Regions from separate parts of the Homo sapiens genome. Here region 2 is linked to region 1. A link is a contact called in ENCODE Hi-C or POLR2A ChIA-PET data. All regions are on one chromosome and are shown on one strand. The core of a region is the stretch at or near the end of the contact, and the rest is flanking DNA. Distances in the headings are between cores, read along the strand shown. Region 1 overlaps LOC105376205 (a long non-coding RNA gene). Region 2 overlaps LOC105376205 (a long non-coding RNA gene).

Region 1 (5,681 bases), core at 1,994-4,493:
TTGGTTAGGAGAGAAAGCCACACACTAACCCTTCATCCTCTTCGTTATTACTGAGCAACCCAGGGCAGGCGCTTTAAGTGCATACAGGTTGTTCATGATCTTTAGTATCATTGTAATCTCACAACAACACATGGGTGTCCTGATCAACATGCGAAGGGCTGGTCTACAGATGGGGAAATAGAGGCTCAGGGAGAGAAGTTGAAGCCATTGTCCTTTCTGGCCCTTGTGTGGCTGCATGTCTCCACAGCTCTACTCTGACAGGCTTGAGCAGCCGGCTTTGCTGCTGCCATCACTGAAAGCCCAGTATAAAGTCATTTGGATGATTTTAGTCATTATTTCCATCATCTGTTGAACCTCGGAATAGGCTTTAAGTCATTATTCTTTCTCTCCTCACGATTTGGTTTATTTTTGGAAGTGAAATCAATGGATTGTCTTTTGCTTTCTTTCAGAAACCTCTTTGCTGCGTTTCTAACCACACCCAGGAGTAGGCATGTGGTAGATGCTCATGGAATGTATGACAGCCCCTCTCTGGCTCAGTTTCCTAATGGGCCAGATGATAACTACGCTCCTGTACTGTGCAGGTCTCATTGTGTTATTATTAAGTTCACTGCTTGGCAGAGATAACATGTTAACTCATAGTAATAAATAACTATGAATATGTGACTTCAGCTTCTAATACAGTACCTAGTCCATAGTAGGAGCTCAGTAAATGTTTGTTGAATGATGAAGTATATAATCACATGGTTATCTGGGAGCAGTACCACCCAGGCAAGCGGAGCACCTGCCTTAGGTCCTGGGCCTCAGGTGTCTTGCACTTTATTTATTTATTTAATTTTTTTTCTTGAGACAGAGTCTTGCTTTGTCACCCAGGCTGGAGTGCAGTGGCACGATCTCGGCTCACTGCAACTTCTGCCTCCTAGGTTTGAGTGACTCTTGTGCCTCAGCCTCCCATGTAGCTGGGATTACAGGCGTGTGCCACCATACCTGGCTAGTTTTTGTAATTTTGGTAGATACAGGGTTTCATCATGTTGACCAGGCTGGTCTTGAAGGGGTCTTGTACTGTAGAATGCTGTCCTTAACATCTTCTAAGCCCTTCCAGTGACCAAGACTGGCCAAGGCCAGCAGTGCCAACCAGACAGGGTGCTCTAGGCCCAACCTCCACCATGTCAGCCCCTGTCCCTGTTTTCTCTCCTTTGGAATGCTCTTCAATTCGCTTCTTAGTACAGGGGGTCGACCAGATGCCCTAGGAGACCTCTAAGGTTTACACCTATGAGATTGTCTCAGGGACCCCTGACCAGGCCCAATTCCAAAAGGGCTACTGGGAGAAAGGATCTTTACTTCCAGCCAGAGAGTATTTCTTTTGCAGTATCACATGAAGTTGGGTGATCAGAATGCTGCTTAAAGATTGATTTTAGGTAACTCAAATTATTTATATATACAGGGACCCCACAGAAAACATTTGCATAGGCCTTCACATGCCTTAGGGCTAACCATGTCTAATAGATCATCATTCATTCATTCAGGCAGTCATTCAATGAATTCATGCCTTCAACTGACCCCTCAATTAACTAGTGTAGGCCCTATGATAAGTGCTATGCTATTATTATTATTATTATTAGCAGAGTGAACACATGCATCGGACCCCAGGCAAAGAAGTGGAGAACACACCCAGTGTGTGAGTTGGTTAGCAACGTACAGTAGGTCATTCCCACAGAGGACATAACATTGGAACTTAGGTCTTAAAGAACGGCCAGAATTTTTCCAGGAGGGACACGTCATGTTTACGGAGGAGAAAATAATTCTATGGGTCTAAAGGCTGCAGAGAGGGCTGGGAAGAGATGGCACACGAGCTGGAAAGACAGATGTGGCCACAACATGAAGGACCTGTTGTCAGGCTGAGGTTTCTGCACATCTTTTCTGAAGACATTAGAGAGCAATTAAATGTTTTTTAGCCAGGAGGGAGATGGTTAGATATCTAGATTAGAAAGTTCATCCCAAGGGCTGGGTGTGGTGGTTCACGCCTGTAATCCCAGCAATTTGGGAGGCAGAGGCGGGCGGACCACATGGTCAGGAGTTCAAGACCAGCCTGGCCAACATAGTGAAATCCCGTCTCTACTAAAAATACAAAAAATTAGCCAGGAGTGGTGGCAGGTGCCTGTAATCCCAGCTATTTGGGAGGCTGAGGCAGGAGAATCACCTGAACCTGGGAGGCGGAGGCTGCACTGAGCCAAGATTGCGCCACTGCACTCCAGTGCGAGACTCCGTCTCAAAAAAAAAAAAAAAAAAGAGAAAGTTCATCCCAATTGGCTGTGGGCTGTGTGGATATTGGGTTGGAGGAAAGCAAAACAGGAGTCAAGGTGACTCCTCTGGAAGGTCCAGCCAGGTACAAGGCAACCAGCGCCTGGTGAAATGTGGCAACCCCAAGAAAGGAGGGGCTGGGAAGTCACAGATAGTTCCCAAACTCTGAAAGATTCTGAGAAGCAGAGTCAATATCTCCTCTCCACGAGGTTGGCTTCTTTTGTAATCCAGCTGCCTGGCTGAGCACTTTCTCTTTTCTTTCCTTCCTAATCACTTTCCCCTTCTCTCCTAATCTGATGACATGAGACCAGCTGTTGAAACAAGACTCTCTTCTGGATGGAGAGGAAGCTGAAATCAACAGTATCCTAGGCAGTCCATGCTTAGGAAGACCTTCCCAGAAAAGCCTGCAGAGCCTAGGTGGAGGCAGGGATTATGTGTTCAGTCTGCATGGAAAAGCTTCTGGACTTATCCCAAGGGGCTCGGCTGAGCAGTTCAGAGACCTTCAGAGTGGCCTCAGGCAGGTGGCCCCAGCTTCTTCGAGAGCGCAGGAGAGGGGCCTGTGGTTTCTCTTTCATGACATGCACCCACTGCGCTGGTCCGAGAACCCCCTGCAGGATTCGTCTTCGCCCCAGGGTGTATGGATCCCCATCAGGACTGGTTGCATCTCTGGAAATGACCTCAGTCTTTGGAATATTTGTTCTTTTTGGCTTATCAAACAATGTCCTCATTTTGCCAGAGGAAAAGGGAAAGAGACTCTCTGAATGAGCAGGCCATCCTTTGTTCTGGGCCCATAAATCTGGCGCGAGCACATGTCCAGCTTTCCCGCCCCCCACTGCATCATTGTCCCACTGCTGATTAATAGGTCAGAGCTAACTTTAAACTGGCATTTCCTGACCAGCCCCTCTCCCTGCCTTCGACCCTGCCTGGCTGTTCTTTAAAAATCTGCTGTATTTTAGAACATGGTTTCACTCTGTCCCGCGGCCTCCGCCTCACACTGTGTTCCAAGGTGACTGCGTTAAGTCTGGTCAAAGCAGTCTGTGCTATTCCTGAGTTGGCAGAATAAGGGCTGAGGCAGAGGGGTGGGCGCACAGCTGAGTTCGGACTGTCTCAGGGTGTTTGAGCCACCGCTGGCCTATCTAGTCTCAGAAGCACATACCAGGGCATGATCAGAAGGGCTGCGTGGAGAGAGGATGTGACAACAAGTATGACATGGTGTTTTATTTTGCCTTTGTTTTTCTTCATGTCCTGCGACTGTGTGGTGTCTCAACCATGCAAAATAATGTAGAAGAGTGGGTCCCAACATGAAGATGTTCTTGATGTTGACTGAGAAAGGTAGGATACAAAAGTTGAGTATCTCTATTATCTAGCCAGATAGTTTTTATGGTAACTATGTTGTACTTGGTTAACAAGGAGGTATTCCTCAAAAGTGGCTTTAGTTTGAGTTGTCTCTTTTGTTTTGTTTTTGGAGATGGAGTCGGACTTTGTCATCCAGGCTGGAGTGCAGTGGCACGATCTCGGCTCACGGCAAGCTCCTCCTCCTGGGTTCAAGCAATTATCATGCCTCAACTGCCCAAGTAGCTGGGATTACAGGCACGCGCCACCACATCTGGCTAATTTTTGTATTTTTTGTAGAGATGGGGTTTCACCGTGTTGACCAGGCTGGTCTCGAACTCCTGACCTCATGATCCGCCCACCTCAGCCTCCCAAAGTGCTGGGATTACAGGCGTGAGCCACCGCGCCCGACCTGAGCTGTCTCTTAACTCTGGGCTAAGCCACAGCATCTCCACCTATGACTACAACCTCCTGCTTGTCAAGAACCCAGTTAATAAGAATTCCAACGGCATTTCCTACCTTAGGCAGTCAGGCTGAAAACCAGCTCATGGGACAGTAACGGCCACATATTGAAAACCTACTGATATCAGGCTGCAGCAGAGGGAAGCTAAAGCATCTTACGCAGATTATCTCACTTAGGAGTTGCAACAACACATTGTTATCCCCACATTACAGGGAGGACATGAAATTCAGAAGAGGATAAGAAGCTGGTCCACGGTCATACAGCTAGTCCGTGAGAGTGGAAATGTCAATCCAGGTGTTTCTGATGACAGTAGCTGTGCTCTTCCTAGTGTTCTGTTTTCCTGATGGCCAACCTAGGATTCCAAAAACAAAATTACCTTGCAAAATGCTCAAGAAGCAGCCAGGCACGGTGGCTCACGCCTGTAATCCCAGCACTTTGGGAGGCTAAGGGGGGTGGATCATGAGGTCAGGAGTTTGAGACCAGCCCGGCCAACATGGTGAAACCCCGTCTCTACTAAAAATACAAAAATTAGCCAGGCGTGGTGGGGCATGCCTGTGATCCCAGCTACTCAGGAGGCTGAGGCAGGAGAATCGCTTGAATCTGGGAGGTGGAGGTTGCAGTGAGCTGAGATTGTGCCATTGCACTCCAGCCTGGGTGACAGAGTGAGACACCATCTCGAAAAAAAAAAAAAAAAAAAAGTTAAAAAAAAATGCTCAGGAAGCTCAGCGAGAGACAGACCTTCCGCATGTCTGCATCTGCTGGTAACTGAGAGCCTGGCTGGAAGGCCGGGGAGGTTGAAAAAGTGATGAGTTCCGCTGTGCAGCCACAGGGGTATCCCTTACACTCAATGAATATGCCTCTTTTACTTCAGCTTGGGGTCTGAGACAACTGCGTACTTCTGGACCCCTAAGCCTTTCACAGTAGTGACATCAAGGATAATGAAGCGCACAGAGCTCTCGTGGCCTGTTTCTCTGTTTTTCCCCCACATTGTCAGCTGCCCAGGAAAATGGATTCACCGTAAATAAACAGGCTCCCAAGCATCCAACAGAAACAAACAATGAGTGACATTGAGCAAATCTAGTTAGTATCTTCAAAAATCCTGGTTTTGGGAAGCCCTAATTCCTTCCACATTTCAATCACTGGACTCTTGGAATTAATAGTGTTCTAGATTGGTGGCACAAAAGACTGAGATACACTGAAATCACTCATGAGACATTTTTTTAAAAAGGCAAAATAAAACAATCTGTTATCCTTGTCACACACCCTCTTTCTGTGCAGTCTCCCAGTGGTGTTTAGGTGTGATCATCCAAGATGAGATGTGCCAGAGTTACTATTGAAACTTTTGAAATTATGATATCCAAAAAGAAAAATACAAAAACCACCCTCAATCTCATCACAAAGATAAATCTGTTGTTGACATTTTGGTGTATTTTTCTGTAGTGTGTGTGTGTGTGTGTGTGTGTGTGTGTGTGTGTACACATCTATCCATAGGGCCAGACAATAGATACACCATTATGCCTTCGAATCCATGAGGCACTGGTTCTAGGACCAAAATCCACAGACATTCAAGTTCCTTATCTAGATAAAA
Region 2 (5,681 bases), core at 1,661-4,160, 67 kb before region 1:
TAGCTGGGATTACAGGTGTGTACCACCACACCTGGCTAATTTTTGTATTTTTTAGTAGAGTCGGGGTTTTGCCATGTTGGTCAGGCTGGCCTCAAACTCCTAACCTCAGGTGATCTGCCCGCCTCCTCCACTCAAAGTGCTGGGATTACAGGTATGAGTCACTGCGCCCAGCCTACCACCTTGCTTCTTAACTCTCTTTTGACAGCCAATGATAGAAGCCTCTCATTTGAATGGGCACAGCCTGGCTTTCTGGGAGGAGCTAATCTGCCTTTCCTCCTATTCCAACTGCGTCTACTCAGGATTTACCCTCCAAGGACATCTCCAAAAATGCTGGGGCTGGGGGAATCTGAAGCCTTCCCATCCGTGTGGCCTGGCAGGCATGCTAGCCTCTTGGCTTGGAGTCACCACTTAGCACCTCACCTTTCCTCTTTATAGAGGGAGAACAAAGATCGAAATGCCTCGTCCCCAGACAAAAACAGACACAGCATTTTAATGATTAACACTGTAACCGTGTTATTGGCCTGCGCAGGCCTCTTGCCATCAGTGAGGCAGGAACAGCCCTGCTGCCTCTTGCTCTAAACCCCAGGGGGAAGGGTAATTTAATAAAGATTCAGTGCTTCCCTGTGAAAGTCCCAGGACATACTTCCTCCTGCCATTGAGAGGTTGCTTGGTAGGTTCTGGGCATTTCTGAAACTCTCCACTGTGACCCACAGTGTATGAGCCTTTTTTACCTGCCCCCAGGTGCTCTGCTGGGTACTTTTCATCTATTATCTCATTTTTTATTCTCCCAGTCACCCAGCCAAGCAGCTGGACCTATCTCCATTTTACAGTTGTGGAAGATGAATCCAAGCTTTAATCTTTCATTCCCCTGCTAGACCAAGGAATGCAGAAATACCTAAAGAAACATCTGGAAGTAAAAGATGCTGCCACAAAGAAGTTCAACTACTTCTTTGTCTCTTCCTTTTGGGGTGATTTTTCTTTCACTTTACTTGTTCTTGTAAAGAATCTTCCTACCTTTCCATTGCCCCTTCCCTCCCACCCACTCTACCCCTGTCATTCTCCTTAGTTGATCTGGAGTGGATGCAGAGGGACCTACATTTGTTTCAGCATAATTCACTCGTCAGCCTTTTATTCAGGTGCTGACTTATCCGGTTGTAAATTCAGTCATTCATTCCATGCTCATTTCCTGTTCTCCTTCTATGTTCAACACCAAGCTCCATGCTGTGGATTCAAAGGTGGTCGTGGTGTGGTCCAGATCTTCAAAGCCCTCATAATCTAGTGGGGAAAGAAGAGATGCAAGCAAGCAGTTTCTAATTAACATGATGAGAGCTCCTAGAGAGGGACTTACACTGTGTTGCAAGAACATAAGGAACAAAAATCAACCTGAAGATAGGCCAGGCACAGTGGCTCACATCTGTGATACCAGCACTTTAGGAGGCCGAGGCAGGTGGATCACTTGAGGTCAGGAGTTTGAGACCAGCCTGGCCAACATGGCGAAACCCCATCTCTACTAAAAATACAAAAAAATTAGCTGGCCATGGTGGTGCCTGTCTGTAGTTCCAGCTACTTGGAAGGCTGAGGCAGGAGAATTGCTGGAACCCGGGAGGCAGAGGTTGCAGTGAGCCAAGATTGTGCCACTGTACTCCAGCCTGGGTGACAGAGCAAGACTCTGTCTCAAAAAAAGAAAACAAAAACAAAAACTAACCTGAAGAAATCATGGAAGACCTCCTAGAGAAAGTGTCACGAGAGTTGGGAACTGAAGCAAAAATAGGAGTTTATTAATTTCTCTTTAATTCCTTTAAAGACCATATCAGTGGTCTAGACCCACCTGCTTCCAGTCTCCTGCATTTAAGCAGACATTCTCCATGTCACATACCTGGCCTTTCCTGACAATAGCTGTTGAGACCAGAGATTGACCTCAGGCCCCAAGTAAGCTAATTCTTAGATAGGCTGGAGATCATTGATTAGTGGCCTGACTTGAAAAGTTGAGCTCAGCCAATCAGATTCCTTCTTCGGGAAGTTAGACTTGGGAAGAGAGGGATGGATCTAGTTGGTGCTGGTGCTGCATTTGCAAATATGCAAGGTAGAATTGGGAAGCCACAATGATTGTCTACCAGTGAAGGTGTAGGGACACTAAAGCAACAAGGAAACAGGAGACGCCTAGGGAGAAAGCAGAGATGTAGCGAGGGCTAGAGAGTCCAGTGACTTCAGAAACAGAAAAAACATTAGGAGCTGCCGGGGGTGACAATGTTTCTCAGTCCCCACTGTGGCCCTTCCTGTCCTGGAATGTCTGCATGAGACCACTGAACAGCCCCACATACATTCCCCGTCCTTTAAAAATGAGCTTAAATGAGCCTTGGTTCTTGAAACCCAGGGTCTTAGCTATAACAATATTCCAAAAATGTTTTCATGGAGAGCAGGGCTTTTCTAGTTGAGTAAGAAGAAGAGAGAGGTGATAGTGGAACATTCTAAAATAACCAACGTTAGCTCTGAGAGGGTGGGAGGTTCAGTTTGGCTGGGCCTAGAGTCAGTGATGGGGCTGGTAAAATCTGGAGCCAGACTGGAAGGGCTTTGAGAAGACACCTTCGTCTTCGTAATTTATGGTGAAATTGTAGTAACAACAAGTCAGTTCTACAAGTAACACTAGTAAATCAGGATGCACAAGACAGGGCTTTGCCAGGAATGAGCCCATCCATTTCCCTTTTATTCCTGGCCTCACTTTATAGGTAGTTCTCATCAGAGGCATTTTATCTTGGCTGAACTTTTGGCAATGGCAAAGCTGAGGGAAATGCTTTTTTTTTTTTTTTTTTTAAACAAGCCTCCACCTTTTTACAGGCCCCTCTTGCCAGCACTTTCTGTTATCAGGAGCTGGGAGATTTCATAGTTCTCATTTGTCATTGAACTAGAGTGTTTTCCTGTCCTGCCTCTTCCCAGGGGTGTTGACCTTGGAAAAGTGACTCAGTCTCCTTGAATCTCATTTTCTTTACTTGTAAATGAGGGTAATTATATTTACCCAGCTGAATTCTAGGGTGGTGCTTTTCCAACTTTCTCTGGGGAACCACCAGGGATTTTTTTTTTTTAATTCATTTATTTATCTTTTTTTTTTTTTTTTTTTTTTTTTTTTTTTGAGACAGGGTCTTGCTCTGTCACCCAGGCTGGAGTACAGTGATGTGATCTTGGCTCACTGCAACCTCCACCTCCCAGGTTCAAGTGATTCTCCTCCCTCAGCCTCCCGAGTAGCTGGGACTATAGGTGCACGCCACCACACCTAGCTAATTTTTGTATTTTTAGTAGAGACGGGGTTTCACCATGTTGACCAGGCTCGTCTTGAACTGCTGACCTAAAGTGATCCACCTGCCTGGGTCTCCCAAAGTGCTGGGATTACAAGCTTGAGCCACCACACCCGGCCTATTTATTTTAATTTTTTATTTTTCAATCCGTGATGAACCAGTACAAGCATGCAGCTTGGGCCATATGCAACCTGAGTTCAACAGCACCCAAACTAGTCTAGACCCCATTCCAGAAGACAAGTCTGCTAGTCACATGCTTGAATGTTATTGCACTGTTAAAACACTAGAGAGGTTTCTAACATGTTGCTTTCAATTCTGTGTTTATTATTGTGAACTGGAAACGCGTAGTTCGCAGACTAGCATCAGTCCATGGACCAGATTCGAGCGACACTGCCTTAGTAGTCTTACGAAATCCAATCAAGGCAACTTATGGGGTAGGGCTTTGGGACTGAGGGTGTGCTTTATATGTAACTTGCATATGTGAACCGTGTTTATGGGATCATAATGTAATGCCGATCTCATGTTTCCTGAATGTTTGTAACTCTTTCTTTGTCTTCTCTGGTTATATTCTTGGGCTGACAATGTTTTCTGGTATGTCCTTTTCTCTTTGCTTGTGACTTGGCATTCTATTCTGCACTGGAACACAGTATGTCCGCATACAAAGGCTGCAGGTTTTAGAGTCAGGGTTGGAGCTAGAATTTGGGCTCTGATACTTTCTAGTGATGAGATGTTGGACAAATTGTTTGATTGTCCCTCAACTTCTGCATTAATTTAATTTAACTTAATTAATTTATTTTTTTGAGACAGGGTCTGGCTCTATCACCCAGGCTGGAGTGCAGTCATGATAACTTGGCTCACTGCAACCTCCACCTCCTGGGCTCAAGCCATCCTCCTACCTCAGCCTCCTGAGTAGCTGGGACTACAGATGTGTACCGCCACACCTGGGTAATTTAAAAATTTTTTTAGAGATGGGGTTTCACTTTGTTGCTCAGGCTGGTCTCCAACTCCTGAGCTCAAGTGATCAACCCACCTAGGCCTCCCAAAGTGCTGGGATCACAGGCTTGAGCCACTGCCCTCTTTTCTATTAACAGAGTGCTGATAATACCTAGCTGGTGGCTATTGTGAGAATTAAATGATTTAATGTGAAAAACCATGTCTTGTGTCTAGTAGGTACCCAGTAAAGCAGCTTGCTTTGCTCTTGTACTCTGATGACATTTTTGTCTGTCTTACATTCTGTGTGATTTGGAGGCTCAGGAAGTGGCACAGGCAGGCTAATAAACCATGGTGGCGGCAGCATCATAGATCGTGATGTCAGCATAGCCCCCATACTTTGCTGTTGCCCCAAGAGGAGCCAGAATCAAACACTATGGGTGAGCTAAGTGCTGAATCCCTTCTCTTTAATAGTGTCTCTACCTCAAGGGACCCCTGGAGCCCACACAGCCACAGAGTCCCAAAAGGTCCCTGCTGATGGGGCTCGGGCTATTGGGCACAGATGCTGTTCGGTGCCTGTCCTTTGCTTAGGGCATTCTTCCCAGCTGACAGAGCCCTGGTTTAGTCATGGAAGGTGTCTCTGTCTCCAGCTCAGGGGTGAATCTTGATTAGTTTAACCAGTAACTGCAATCCCATGTTCCCTTATCAGTAATGAATTTTGGGGTGGGTGTGTCTCTCAGTACGGCCTGAGACTTAAAGTCAAACTCCTAGGCTCAAGTGATCCTCCTTCCTCAGCCTCCTGAGTCGCTGGGACTACAGGCACACGGCACCACACCTGGCTGATTAAAAACAAAAAAAAAAGCCCGGGTGCGGTGGCTCACACCTGTAATCCTAGCACTTTGGGAGGCCCAGGTGGGCAGATCACGAGGTCAGGAGTTCGAGACCAGCCTGACCAACATGGCGAAACCCTGTCTCTACTAAAAATACGAAAATTAGCTGGGTATGGTGGCATGCGCCTGTAATCCCAGTTACTCAGGAGGCTGAGGCAGGAGAATCACTTGAACCCAGGAGGTGGAGATTGCAGTGAGCTGAGATTGTGCCACCGCACTCCAGGCTGGTGACAAGCTAAAACTCCATTTCAAAAAAAAAAAAAAATTAAAGCAGGGAGCTGATGGGAGGCACCTGGAAAAGGTTTCTTCTACTCTTACCACTAGAAGATTCAGGCTTTTTCTGCCTCTGGATGTTTTTCAATCCAGATGTGAGGTCTAGAACTGTGGCAGCCCTCTTGGGACCATGAGGGGAGCCAGTCTAAGAACAAAGTTGATATGTTGAGACATGGAAAAAACATGGATCCTAGATGAAGTTATTGAATCAGCTCTGAAGTCACTCCACCTCTGGCCTTTATGGTGTATAAATTGGACAAAATGAACTTGTAATCATTGTGCTAGCACTCCGTATCAA

What was found. Hi-C counts contacts between places; a loop is a spot of excess contacts on that map. ChIA-PET counts read pairs that join two places held with the same protein, here RNA polymerase II (POLR2A).
Region 2: a loop to region 1 is called in a map of gastrocnemius medialis, with 4 times the contacts of the local background. The contact joins two enhancer-like sites. A Hi-C loop is called at or near these places in 3 of 168 maps with a recorded cell type or tissue (CD14-positive monocyte, gastrocnemius medialis and heart right ventricle). POLR2A ChIA-PET finds 5 or more read pairs at or near these places in 2 of 52 experiments (IMR-90 and activated naive CD4-positive, alpha-beta T cell).

What each region holds. Positions count from the first base shown.
Region 1 is chr9:107,664,728-107,670,408 of GRCh38, forward strand. LOC105376205 (a long non-coding RNA gene) reads left to right here. Exons shown (of 9, transcript XR_930217.2): 9 at 450-600. Among named protein-coding and RNA genes, the nearest start is that of KLF4, 180 kb to the left of the region's middle. Within about 2 kb of position 3,244, at least 6 of the 41 ENCODE cell types and tissues checked have a DNase peak (open chromatin) inside an H3K27ac peak, as active enhancers do.
Region 2 is chr9:107,597,586-107,603,266 of GRCh38, forward strand. The region is part of intron 5 of LOC105376205 (a long non-coding RNA gene); the gene reads left to right. Among named protein-coding and RNA genes, the nearest start is that of KLF4, 110 kb to the left of the region's middle. Within about 2 kb of position 2,911, at least 4 of the 41 ENCODE cell types and tissues checked have a DNase peak (open chromatin) inside an H3K27ac peak, as active enhancers do.